Regions from separate parts of the Homo sapiens genome. Here region 2 is linked to region 1. A link is a contact called in ENCODE Hi-C or POLR2A ChIA-PET data. All regions are on one chromosome and are shown on one strand. Each heading gives the region's core, a stretch centred on a gene start or an enhancer-like site at or near the end of the contact. The rest is flanking DNA. Distances are from core to core; before and after follow the strand shown.

Region 1 (6,681 bases), core at 1,548-4,047:
TTTCAGAAAACTTCTGAACACAGTACTCTAGATATCCAGTGCAGGATATACTCTAAAAACAATAGGAAGTGCAAAATGATCTTAGGCTTCTCTTTATTTTTAGTGGCAGTATTAAAATTGTAAAAGACCACTCAACTCAAATCGTTGGTTGACTTGCTTTTTTTCCGAGGCTGCAAGATAATTCTGGACTAATAATTACAGGAATTCAGACAGTGCTATAGTAACAGGGCTCATTTGGATAAAAGGTAATACAAAAATTAAAGAAGTTTTACCTTCTCAATACACCCAAGTGACTTACTTCCTCCTACTTCACACAGGGGTGGGGAGGTGGGGCCAACCATCTCCTCCCTCCAAATCTTCCAACTACCTTGTGCTGCAACCCATGTATGCAGGACTCTCTGGCCTCCCCATAGTCCCCACCCACTACCTCCCTGTGTCAGAAGAGTCTGTGCGTCTATCAAAGACCAAACCTCCCACTTATGCTCTGGACTCCATCAGCCTTACTTTCAAGAGGGTCTGACTGCCTCTGTCCTGCAGCATCAAACTTCTGTCTCCACTAAATAATTCCCAGCAGCATGAACTCCTTCTACTAGTCCCTACCTTGAAACACAACACAACAACAAAGACCCTCTTTGATCACACATCTTCCCCCAGCTACCACTTCATTTCTCTGATCACCTGCACCATAAAATCGATCAAAATCATAGCGAAAAACAGTTTCTACCTCGTCACCTCCATTATCTCCTCAATGCAGTCAGCCAGGCTTTGGTCTACCTACCCCATAAACCCACGGCCTCCCTGTTGCCAAATGCAACCATCATTTCTTTGTTACCCCTTCACTCAGCCTCTAGGCAGTGAACCACACAGCTGACCATTTTCTCCTCCTCCTCCTTCTTTCTTTTTCTTCTTATTTCTTCTCCTTCTTCTTCTCTTCCTCCTCCTCCTTCTCCTCCTCCTCCTTCTCCTCCTCCTCCTCCTTCTCCTCCTCCTCCTGCTCCTCCTTCTCCTCCTCCTCCTGCTCCTCCTTCTCCTCCTCCTTCTCCCTTCTCCCTTCTCCTTCTTCTCTCTTCTCCTTCTCCTTCTTCTTCTTTGCCTTCTTCTTCTCCTCCATTCTTCTTCCTTCTTCTTCTTCTCCCCTCTTCTTCTTCTCTTTTTTTTTTTTTTTTTTTTTTTTTTTTTTTTTTTTTTTTTTTTTTTGTTGAGACGAAGTCTCACTCTGTCACCAGGCTGGAGTGCAATGACACGATCTTGGCTCACTGCAACCTCCGACTCCCTGGTTCAAGCAATTCTCCTGCCTCAGCCTCCCGAGTAGCTGGGACTACAGACAGGCGCCACCACGCCCAGCTAATTTTTGTATTTTTAGTAGAGATGGGGTTTCACCATGTTGGCCAGGATGGTCTCCATCTCCTGACCTCGTGATCCGCCCACCTCGGCCTCCCAAAGTGCTGGGATTACAGGCGTAAGCCACCACGTCCGGCCTCTTCTGCAAAAACTTCCCTCCACAGACTTCCGGTTTTCCTCCCTTCTCACAGATCTCTCCATATTGGTCCCCTTCTCCTCTTGTCCGTGGTCACCTTCTCGGAGTGGCCTAGGCTTAGTTCTCAGACTTCAATTTATACTCACCCTGGGTGAGCTCATTCAGTCTTATTTCAAATATTTTCTATAGGAAGATCAAATTCGTATCTTTAGCTCTCTCTCTCCTGGGCTCCAGAGGCGTTTATCCCGCTGCCTGTTTAATACCTCTACCAGGATGGTCTCTGGAGTCAGGCTGTCTAGATAGGTATCCTACCCTCTACCTGTGTGGCCATGTGATCCTTAACTTTATCACTGAAATGGAGATGATAATAGTACCTACTTCATGAAGTTATTTGTGAAGATTAAATGCAAAAGTGCATATAAAGCACTTATAACAGCCCTGGCATAAAGGAATTGCTCAATAAATACCTATTTGTTTACTTGTTAAAGGTGAAGGAACCTTACCTATGTGTCTAATTCAACAATGAATTCCCAAGGCCTAGAACAGTGCCTGACATATGCTAGGAGCTCCATATTGACTGACTGAATGAATCGATTTCTATAAAGGGGGAAAAGGTAGTACCTACAGAAATCAGCTCAGTTGCCACAGGTTGTCTTGACTGGAAGCGTCATCTGTGGCTTTTTTCCAACTTCCCAGCACTGTATTTTTGGAATCTGTCTTCTCATTGACCAAGTCCTAGGAATGTAACTGTGGCATTCCTGCCTCTGATATCTGGTTCTGTGGAGCAAGCTGGGTTTTTTTCTTTAAAAATCTAAAATATGATTTATTGTTAGAATCCATTGATAATGTTTTTTCATTTAGACTCAGTCTCAGCAGCGCTAAGTAGAAACCTAGAAAGCGGATGTATATTAGGTAAAAATATGTATATATTGACTATAACACGAATAAAATTTAAGGACGATGTAAGACAATGAATTTTCTTGACAGGTATGGGACTGGGCTGGCACAGTCGGTTAAGTGCCCAAAGGGTATATAAACCCGCGACAGGGCAGAGCGCAGCCCCCGCCCCGCCCCGCCCCGCCCCCACACCCGCCCGCCCCAGAACCCCAGACCCGCCCCTCCCCTGCATCCCGGCTCCGCCCGGCACCTTGCCCCTCCCTCGCCCCGCCCCTCCCCGCCTGAATCCCGGCCCCCGCCTCGCATTTCGGCCCCGCCCTGCACCCCAGTCCCGCCCCTCCCGCACCCCCGCACCCCTGCACCCCCGCATCTCAGCCCCGCCCTGCATCCCGACCCCGCCCTACATCTCGGCCCCGCCCTGCATCCCGGCCAAGCCCGCAGCGCAGGGAGCTGTCTGCAGAGGCCAGGGTGCGCCTGCCACGAATCCCCAGGCACCGGTGGCCGCCGCGGCCCGAGTAGCTCGGCGGGTAAACATGGCCGCACTGACGACGGTTGTGGTAGCGGCTGCGGCCACCGCGGTAGCCGGGGCTGTGGCAGGGGCGGGCGCGGCCACCGGGACCGGCGTGGGAGCGACGCCAGCGCCTCAACAGGTAAATCCGGGAGAACCGAGAGCTGCTCTGGCGGCAGGCGAGGGGCTGCAGGCCCTGGCTGAACAGGTGCCCTCTGCAGCGCCGGCGGGAGGCGCGGCGTTCGCCTCCCCTGCTCGGGGCCTGGCACGCGCTGGGCGTTGCTCTTTGTTGGCTTGTGCGTTTAACAGCTTTTGCAGAGCCGCCTCCATGTGGTTTCGGAGTCGAGGAAGACCTGGGTGGGAACCCGGCTCTGCCGCTTCCTAGCCGCGTGATAAGAACATATGCTGTCGGCGACTCACTTTCTTCTCTAAAAATTGGGAATAGTAACATGCACCTCCCGAGCTTTGGACTAACGTTATGTCTGGGGAGCCCCTGGCACAGTGCTTGATTGGAGGGGGACTCTGTGCTCAGTAATTGGTGGCAGCTCTGTTACTGTACCGGCGCTGGGAACACAAGGAGAAAGACAATATGGGATGGTCGGAGGCAGAGGTGTTTCCAGTGATCGGCTTAGGACCGCTTTCTAGGTGGTGAGGACAAGGTATCTTTGTTCAGATGTTATCAGCTCAGCGAGACTTTCCATGATCTCCCTAAAATGAATCGCCTTACGCGGCACACCCAGTCCCTGTTTCTGGTTTTATTTTTCCCCATAGCACTTAGTACCATATATTATATTACATACTTTATTTCTATTGTTTATGTTTCTCCTCACACCCCTCACCCTCCCTCGCACCCCCATGAGAATGTAAGCTCCATGAGGGCAGAAAGTATTGGAAATTTTATTCTTTATTGTATTCCCAGCACCAAGAACTATGCCTGTTGTGTAGTGCCTGGAACGTAGTATGCACTTACTAAATAATTTGTGGATCAATATAAACCTGAAGGAAGGCTGTCATGAGCTGAGGAGAGGTTCCATCTTTTTCCTCCTTTAAGGAAATACAGTGTCTTTACTCGTAGACCTTCAGGAAATTCCACCTACGGCAAATTTTCTCACACATCCTCTATAATTCTCTTTATTATTCTAACTCTGTCCCAAGTATCTCAGGAAAAAATGTAAAATATATAAATATACATAATACGTAAAGTATTTTTAAGTACTATGCTCAAAAAAATGTGTGACACCATGTTGCTGGCTTTCTCCATCATTTCTCTAAATTCTTGTAGCAATGTTCTGTCTTCTGATCTGCATTTCTTGCGAGTTGCCTAATGTTGTTATTGATGCACACTTTTGTGATGTTTGCCTTCTCAGGGGTTGGATCAGATCACCTGTGGAGCTCTTTCAGATATTTTATCAATCCCCTAGAGGATATCTAGCAATGTTTGGAGACATTTTTGGCTGTCAGAGTGGGGAGCAGGGGGGTGTTGAGGGGCTGCTAGCATCTAATGGATACAGGCCAGAGAACAGCCACCCATAACAAAAATCATCTGGTCCAAAAGTTAGTAGTGCTGAGATTGAGAACCATGGTGTATACTGTCTTACCACTTTAGTAGGGAAAGCAGAGCCTCATTGTTGAGAATCTACCTCAGCATAGTTAGGTAGAATTCTTCACGTGTGTTTGGGCTTTTTTAAAAAAACAAAACAAAACAATGCAGCATTACTGCATGCTATATTGTGATAATGTTTAGGAGTTTACATGTTATCCATTTTTGTACTTCCCCCAGCATACCACACGCACATACCTATACACACAAATTCTACAGCCTAACACCGAACTTGAATATTTGTCATATGATTAAATGAACGAATATTCCTACTGACTTTAACACTGAAACCAACTAGTATTTTCTTGAGAAGAGAGAATTTTCCTGGTGGCAATCTCATGATACTAGAGATGTCTACCAAAATATCTAAAGTTCCTGTCAGCTAGGGCTTCTATAACAAAATGCTACAGACTTGGTGGCTAAAACAACAAAAGTTTATTTTCTCACAGTTCTAGAAGCTAGAAGTTCAAGATCAAGTTGCCCTTAGGGTTGGTTTCTGGTGAGGCCTCTTTTCCTGGCCTGTAGGCAGCCACCTTCTCACTGTGTCCTCACATAGTCTTTTCTCTGTTACAAGAGGAGAGAAAGAGATCTCTGGCATCTCTTCTTATAGGAACACTAGTTCTATCAAATTAGGTCCCCACCTTAATGACCTCATTTAACATAAAGACCCCATCTCCAGATAGAGTTATTTGGGGATCAGGCCTTCTACATAGGAATTTTGAGGGAACACAATTCAGTCCATCACAGTGTCTTTAAATTACTTTGGAGTAAATATCTCTGAAGTTTTAAAACTATTTTATATTGTATTTTATTTTACAATATCCTCAGGGCGTGGAATCTCATAAATTCCTCACTCATTATGAAAAGTTAACACATTTTCCATACTTTTTAATATTTGTATATTATTTGTTCATAACCCCTCTTAGCTATTGCCTTTCAAAACTGAAGACCGCAAATCTCTATCCTCCTCTCCAATGTCATTTCCTTCTTGTTACCATCTGTTCTCTTGATCATTGTAGTTGCTGAATTATGACTTTTTTGAAGTATCTTTAACAGTATCACATTAGTGTGATGCTGGTTTTGTACCAGCATAAGGCTCTGTCTTCTGTTTTGTTTCTAAGGACCTTCCCTCTGATGACCTGAATTTTATGTTCCTTGGCTGCCTGAAATAACCCTTCAATAATAACTATTTTCACCTGTGACTGTGTAATCTTGCATCGTAAAAGGGACTTTGCAGGTGTGATTAAGATAAATTAAATACCTTAATTATCTGAGTGGACCTGGTGTAATCACAAAGGTCCTTATAAGAGAGTCGCAGGAAGATCAGAGTCAGAAGTAGGAGATGTGATGATGGAAGGAAGAGGATGGAGTGATGTGAGGAAGGGGCCATTAGCCAAGGAATTAAGGTGGTTCTAGATGCTGGAAAAAAAGGTAAGGGGGTGGATTCTTCCCTGAAGCTTCCAGAATGAATGTAGCCCTACTAACACCTTTGTTTTAATTAACATTATTTTTAATTGACAAATCTTAATTATATACATTTATGGGGTACAGTGTGATGTTCTGATATATGTATACAATGTGGAATGATTAAACCTGGCTAATAATTAACATATCTATCACCTCACTTATTTTTTTCTGGTGAAACATTTGAAATTTACTCTTATTTTGAGATACACAATACATTATTACTGAGTATAGTTAACCTACTGTGCAGTAGATCTCAAAACATTCCTCCTGTCTATCTGAAACTTTGCACCGTTTGACCAACTACCTATTTCCTTCCTTGCCCTCCCCACCAGCCTCTGGCAACTATTGTTCTACTCTGTGTTAGATTCCACGTGCAGTTTAAGTGAGATTATACAGGATTTGCATCTCTGTTTCACTTAGCGTAATGTCCTCCAGGTTCACACTTTGATTTTAGAGTAGACCTCCAGAACTATAAGTCAATAAATGTGTGTTGTTTAAGCCACTGCACTTATGGTGAGTTTGTTACAGCAGCAATAGGAGACACCAGGAAAGACCTAAGAAGCTCTCAGTCCTCATCCTTGTTTGTCTTTGAAACACTGTGCTGGCAGAAAGTAAATACTAAGATAGGGTTGTAAACTGCCTGCCTGCATGTAGGAGGTATGCTTCAGCATGCATACAGACCCCCTTTCCCAAAGGTAGCAAAGGCTAGGACACATAGTGGTTCAATGCATC
Region 2 (7,200 bases), core at 1,764-4,263, 160 kb before region 1:
AAGCAATGTGTTCAATCTGGAGATTTTTTTTTTACTCCTGGGAAATTTTATTGTCACTTTACTTTTTTTCTCTCTCTCTTTTTATTTTTATTTATTTATTTATTTTTTTGAGACAAGATCTCACTCTGTTACCCAGGCTGGAGTGCAGTGGTGTGATGATGATCTTTTTTTTTTTTTTAAAGGTAAATAAGTTATTTATTATTTCTTTCTTTTTTTATTTTATTATTATTATACTTTAAGTTTTAGGGTACGTGTGCACAATGTGGGTGATTGAACATGGAGTTCATAAATGCAAATCGGTCAATCAATAAAGCTGGAAACTTTTTCTTTAGGATAATTTAATTTGTCAAAAGATAATCTGATAACCATCATTCTACTCGCTACCTCCAAGACATCAACTTTTTTCAGTTTCACATATAAGTGAGAATATACAATATTTGTCTTTCTTTGCCGAGCTTATTTCACTTAACATAACATCCCCTAGTTCCATCCACATTTCTTCAAAAGACAGGATTTCGTTTTTTATGGCTGAAAATGTATTTATATACAATAGCATTCCATTGTATATACAGACCTCATTTTCTTTATCCATTTATTTGTTGATGGACACAGGTTGATTCCTTATCTTGGCTATTGTGAATAGTGCCACAATAAACATGGGGGTACAGATATTTCTTCAATATTCTGATTTCCTTTCTTTTGGATATATTCCCAATCGTGGGATTGCTGGATCATATGGTAGTTCCATTTTAAGATTTTTGAGGAACCTTTATATTGTTTCCATAATAGTTGTACTAATTTACATTCTCATCAGCAGTGTATAAGCATTCCCCTTTCTTCACATCCTCACCAACATTTAGTTTTTGTCTTTTTGATAACAGCCATTCTAACTGGGGTGGGATGATATCTCATTGTGGTTTTGACTTGCATTTCCCTAACAATTAGTGACGTTGAGCATTTTTTCACATACCTGTTAGCCATTTGTATATCTTCTTTAGAGAAGTGAGGCGGAGAAGAGTAGTAGGGAGGGAGAAATGAAGAGAAGTTGGTTAAGTTTGCAGACTTCCATGTCCCTCCCCTCTGTTGCCCCTATCTCTGTAGCCCCAAGTCAAAGCCTTTCCCATTCAAATTACACACAAAAAAACTCTTTCATCACCAGCCTGGGAAACTAGTGGCCTGACTGTGCAAGGTGAGAGAAGAACATGACTGCTTCACAAACGAACTTTCAACTTCTATTTTTAGCTCCTTACCTCACCCCAACCCTTCATTGTACCTGCTGTCTCCAAATCTTGAGCATCTCAGGTTTTCCATTGGGATGAATGAGCTAATTCATTTGTGGTAACTTGTCTTCAGGTGACTTAAATCCTTGCTTCCTCTGTCTTACTAAACCACTTACCTCCATCTGGTCCTATCTTTCAAACTTGTGTGGAATTCTCTTGTCTGCTTGTTTTCTTTATTCTCTTTGTCTTTTATGGGTTTCTACATTCTTTTAGACTCTAGTTAGCCATTCAAACTCCATGATTCATCAGTTCCTCATCCATACATGAAAATAATGCTGGCTTTGCCTATCTGACTCAGAGACTTTTTGTGTGTGGATATAGTTTGATAATATACATGAAAGTGATTGTGGGAAAGCCTAGAGGTCTTTATCATTATTTTCCTTATGATGTCTTTGTCCTCATTAATCTGATTTTCTAAATAAATGCTGAATTCAAATTATGCTCTCATTTCTCACCAGAATGAGCAGTGTCTGTTTCTTCTTGGTTGTGGAAATTGTATCCCTCTTCCTTTTCATCTGCTACCATCTCTTTTCTGTTGAGGTTTTCAGGGTGTGCATGAATCACCACTGCTCCAAATGACTGTGTGATATTCTCTGCCCCACCCTTGAAGCACTCATCACTGGCTGGGTGGATTCTCACTGAGCTATCATGGGTGGTGACACCTACCATCTTTGAGCTTCCCAAGGAGTATCCCAGCTGCTAAACTGGGACTGATCAACAAGGGGAGGCTGATTCTCCATTGCTGGAGTTCTGATTTCTACCCAATGGGTGCTTTGTTGTGAAAGAGATTTCACTAACTAGTCAGGCCAAACCACCTATTTTAAATCAAGATAATGATCGTTAACACTTCCAGATTCTAAGAATGTTACATGTTTTAACTTATTTCATCTGCACAACACCCTGTAATATCCTATGTCACGGGGAACAAAACTGAGACCCAGGTTGATTAACAAACTTGCTCAGTTTCACAATGCTCGTCAGTAGCAGAGCTGGAATTTAATCCCAGACAATCTCTCCCCAGAGTCTAGGCTCTAAACCACAATTTTATCCTGTCTCTTAAATCGGCTTTGTTTAACTAGCTAAGAGTGAAGAAAATCTTCCAGAATTTAAAGTGCATAGTAGGGTGCTGGCCTTCCTTGATTCTTTGATAATGTAAATAAAAGTCAACACTGGGGTTCTACCTCTAAGGTTCTACCTTGTTTGTACCCAATACTCCAACCAATTGGACACTGATTTCTTAGGTGCTTGAGTAATAGGCTGATGGCAGGTTGAACCATATGAAATTGTCAATATTTGGCCATTTTTGACCTATATAAATGGCAATGTCATATGAATCAATTCAATATTTGTTGAGCCCCTACCTACTTTGGTGGAAGACATGGTTCCAGGCATTTTTCTTACGTTACTTAACCTTTACAACAATATTTCCAAGTATTTTTACCTCAATTTTTCACATGAGGAAATAGGCTGAAACTAACTAGCTGGAGATCACTCAGCAATTGAAGTGGTAAAGCCAGGGATCCTGTTCCAAGGTGGATTCCTTTCCACTGCACAGCTCTGCTGGCTGAGCCCCAGGAGCTGAGTGGAGCTGGAGGTTCTGCAGGCAAAAAGGAAGGTCACATTCGAGTGGCACACTCAAGTTATATCAGTTTTGAAGTTGAGCATGAGTCAAAAGGAGGAAATCAAATGACCTCTGGTAAACAGATATGAGTCAATCAGCAGCAAAAGTCAGCTTTGGGAAAGTGAATCAGACCTATTCCATTTTATTCAGTATTGTCACGACTGTGGGTGTACTTGCTACAGCTTTAAAGAAAATTTGGGGATTGAAGGGTGATTTGCCTAATTGGAGAATACTGTCATGGGAAGCCCAGCCAGGAGAGCCCAGATGGGGGTGGGGAGGCGGGGCATCTAAAACAGCTGGGGACTATTGGGATTCAAAATTGGAACAAATACAACTATGGAACTTAGGGAGTTTGAGGAAGAGATAGGATGGGAAGGTCTTTGGTAGTACAACCAGAAAAGAATGATAATTTGGGGCTCTCCAGAATCTCCAGTGCTAATTGAGCCAGATGGGGCTTGGCAACCCAGGTTAGCCACGTGGAAGCATTTTGGAATGACTACAGGCTGTAAGTTACAGATGCTGGGTTGGGAAGACAGGGAGTGTTAAATGGGCACAAACACACTGAGATATGTTCCAGTTAAGTGGAATATTATTCAGGGGTAGATGCAAAAATAGTTGAAGTGGTTCATAGACATTCATTTTAATTCTATGACTTTCCTCTGTGGGAAACTACTTTCATCTGGTTCTTTTCAATATGAAGTGAGTCATATTCTTTTTATTTGCCACAAGCATTTATTTGCCATAAGTGTCTTAAAGCATTTGACAATTGCTGCCTTATTTTCAAGAAATTGATTGAAACACCCTTGCTGAGCTGCTCAGAATTTGAGATTAATTCTCAACCACTGGCACAAAAGTAGCAAGAGAAGATAAGAGTGAATGTGGTCATTGATCAACAGATGTTTGTTTTAACTCTTTTCTGGAAAACCTGCCAAATACTGGGGAGTGTAAAGGCATCCAGACTGCCTTCTCTGAGCTTATACTCTAATTGGGAGAAATATGACATATACACAGAGCAGAAGACATTGACTTACAAATGCCAAATGTGCAGTGAATAAACAAAGTTACGGGAAGCAAGGAGGCCGACATTGGCAGTGGGGCTAAACAAGGCCCATGATTCCTGGAGAGGGTAGATTTGAGCTGATCCTTAAAGAATGAGCATTCAGGGATACTAGGAAAAGGGAGGAAGGCATTGCAGGCAATGAGAATGGCACAAGAAAGAAGTCCAGGGGTGAGAGAACCCCTATTTGCTCAGAACCCAAGAGGACCGGGTTGGACAGAGTGGAGAAATTGTTGGTGAAGTAGTATGAGTGCCCCCACTTCTTTTCTCTACATGATTTCCTGAGTGATCTCATTCCGTCTTTCTCATTTAAATAATGTCTATATGCTGATGATTCCTGGATTTATAATTCCAGCACAGACTGTTCTTCTGTATTCATGACAGAACTCTTGATTTTTGCCCTCCCAGCTCATCCCTGTCTTCCCACTTCCCATGTCTTTCTCCTGTTGGTAAATGGCATCATGATTTACTCAGGTGATCAAGCCCAAGCCCTGGGAATCATGCTTGACTTCTTTCATTTACTAGCCCATCTCTGATCCATCAACAAGTGACATCAGCTCTTCCACAAGAGTATCTCAAATATGTTCATGTTTTTCTGATTTCTACAAATACCACCCTGGTTCAAGGCACCAAGCTCTCCTGCCTGTCATTCTATCATAGCCCCTGATTTCAATCCTTCCAAGCTTAGCTCCCTGAAGTACTTTCTGTAACCTGCAGTAAGAATTTTGTTTTTGAAATGTCATCAGAACATATGTCAGTGGATCACTCTTCTGTTTAAAATGCTTTGATCGCTTCCCAGTGCTCATAGTATAAAATCCCAACTCCTCACCATGATCTACATCACCCTGCTTTGTGGACACCTCCCATGCCTGGCCAGCATCCATGCAACTTCTTCTACTAGCAGATTCTCCATTTTTCTTTAGGGGAACTACCCCTCCCTGATTCTTCCTGCAAGTGGTCTGTGTGGGCTGATTCCACCCCATGTCCTGTTTCAGCAGCCAGCAAGTAACTCCAGCATGGACAATTAGCATATTCTTTCCCCATGTTACAGTGGTTGTCTGAGAGATGAACACATCTCCTAAGTTGATTGGATAAAACTCAAGCCTAGATCTTTTACTAGAACACTGGTGCTTCTGGTGAGGGCCTAAAGAATATTACAATCATGGTGGAGCGAAGGGGAGCCAGAATGTCACACGGTGAGAGACAAAGCAAGAGAGAGAGGAGGAGTGGCATGCTACTCTAAACAACCAGCTCTCACATGAAATCACAGACTAAGAACTCACTCAATGCGGCAAGGACAGCACTAAGCCATTCATGAGGGATCCGCCCCCATGACCCAAACACCTCCCACTAGGCTCCCCCTTCAGCAGTGGGGATCACATTTCAGCATGAGATTTGGAGAGAACCACGTCCAAACCATATCACCTGGGAACTGCTGGCTGTAAAATTATGCATACTTGGAGTTAATAGGGAACCATCTGTGGGAGGAGGCTTCCTGAGTGCGAAGCCAACTCAGAACAAAGGAGACTGGGAATGGAGAAAGACCAAGTTTTGTGGACTCTGAGTCCAGCACAATCCTTCTTCCCATGCAGTGCCTCTACTTTTCAGTTACATGAGTCAAAATGTTCTCATTTTAGTTCTACTGTATGCTTATGCCTATACCTATCTATGTCTATTTATCTTTTGAAGAGATGGGAAGATCTCTTTCCAAGGAGCCTCCCCGGGAGTCTGCCCGTGTGTCTCGTTGGCCAGCATTGGTTCCTATGTCCATGCCAAACCAATTCCCAGAGGCTTAGGCCAATCCCTAAAGTGCATGGATCCTTGGGAGAGTAGGCAAAATTTGAGTTCTGTTAGAAAGCAGGTGGCAGGTGACTCATTGCTGGTTGTAATTTAACAGGGTCTGCGACGTAAGGTTATCTTCTTTTCTTGGAGTTTTCCAGGCGCTATAAATGTGAAAGAGGCCTGACACCATGAATGGGGGAAGCAGTTGGTTGTATATCTAAACAGGATTGGTGGTTTCCAAACTGACCCCTGATGGTCTGCATGATTTTGGTGGAATCCCCTCTGCTTTCTTGATTTTAGTTTCAATCTCTGTATTAGGAATTCAGAGATTTAGCCACAATGTGTATACAGTGTATACAGCACAGACCATCTCAGAAAATAGATTTTAAAAAGGACCTTCCCTTCTGTGTTATTGCCTTATAGAAACTCATAAAACATTTTTGAAGCCACAGGGTTTTATCATTTTGCTGCAGCTTTTTTTTAAATTTACCCATTCCTGCCCCGTTCCCAGTGCCACCTCTTTTCCCTGTTCTGGTTATTTATAATTTAAAGAGAATATGCTCTGCCTCTCAAACACTGTCTATTGGAAACCACTGACACAGAAAAGGAGAATCAAAATCAGTCTCCTTAGGCTGCCTCTGAAGGATTTCACGCAGCTGTAATTGAATTAGTGCCTTTTCTGAATGGTCTGGGGCCAGGATCAATAAAGCTCCACAAAAGTTTAGACTCCTAAGGGGAACTGTGGGGAAACTGCAGGAAGAATTCCAGGGAGGGCAAATCCTTGAGGGCTGCAGAGCCCAGAGCAATGCAGCCAGCATGCGCCAGATGTTATGAAAGTATGTATGCTTGTAATGTAAATTAATAGCCATCAAAAATAACTGCAACATCCTGGGGCACCCACTGCCACCACCAAACCTAGGGCTCAGGGTAGACACCCCAGTTTCCCTCCCGGAAGAACAGGCTTGATTTAGAAGGGGTCCCCTGGAGGGTGGAGCTGAAGGTGAGGAGTTAGGCGAACAGATGAGGCAACTTGGCCCCTGGAGACACCCAGACCTTTGTTCCTAGGAAGTGGATCCTCCTTTTTTGCCGTCTCCTGTTGATCCTCTGTGACTCGGCTCAGGCTCTGCCTTCCTCTTAGAGCCTGCCCTGACACCTGTCCACAGTTCTGATAGTTCTGTGCTCCCACGGCACTCTGCCCTTGACCAAAGAAGCTCTTCCACGGGCTGAAATTGCAGGGCCATTTGTTTTTCTTCCCCACTAACCTTGTTTCTTGAGGATTTACCAATCACTTCATCAAACGCTAGCTGTGTAGCCTCAGACAGATTTATTAGATTTTCTGAGCCTGTTTCCTCATCTGTAAAATGGGGATAATGACAAACCTTTCTTCAAATGGTTGTTGTGAGAATTAAATAAGATAGTGTGTAGCCCAGAAGCTGGGGTATAGTACTCTGTAAATATTG

What was found. Hi-C counts contacts between places; a loop is a spot of excess contacts on that map. ChIA-PET counts read pairs that join two places held with the same protein, here RNA polymerase II (POLR2A). Pooled maps may share reads with other maps.
Region 2: a loop to region 1 is called in a pooled map, with 5 times the contacts of the local background. The contact joins the enhancer-like site here to the promoter of CCDC112 in region 1. A Hi-C loop is called at or near these places in 1 of 168 maps with a recorded cell type or tissue (Calu3) and 6 of 50 pooled maps. POLR2A ChIA-PET finds 5 or more read pairs at or near these places in 2 of 52 experiments (WTC11 and activated CD4-positive, alpha-beta memory T cell).

Annotation. Positions count from the first base shown.
Region 1 is chr5:115,292,770-115,299,450 of GRCh38, reverse strand. CCDC112 (coiled-coil domain containing 112) reads left to right here and starts at 2,797. Exons shown (of 10, transcript NM_001040440.3): 1 at 2,797-3,024. The coding sequence starts at 2,908. It overlaps LOC105379129 (a long non-coding RNA gene), which reads right to left and starts at 2,523. Exons shown (of 5, transcript XR_948684.3): 1 at 2,103-2,523. RefSeq lists a silencer at 2,699-3,148.
Region 2 is chr5:115,456,369-115,463,568 of GRCh38, reverse strand. No RefSeq gene overlaps it. Among named protein-coding and RNA genes, the nearest start is that of FEM1C, 85 kb to the left of the region's middle. RefSeq lists an enhancer at 2,068-3,267. Within about 2 kb of position 3,013, at least 12 of the 41 ENCODE cell types and tissues checked have a DNase peak (open chromatin) inside an H3K27ac peak, as active enhancers do.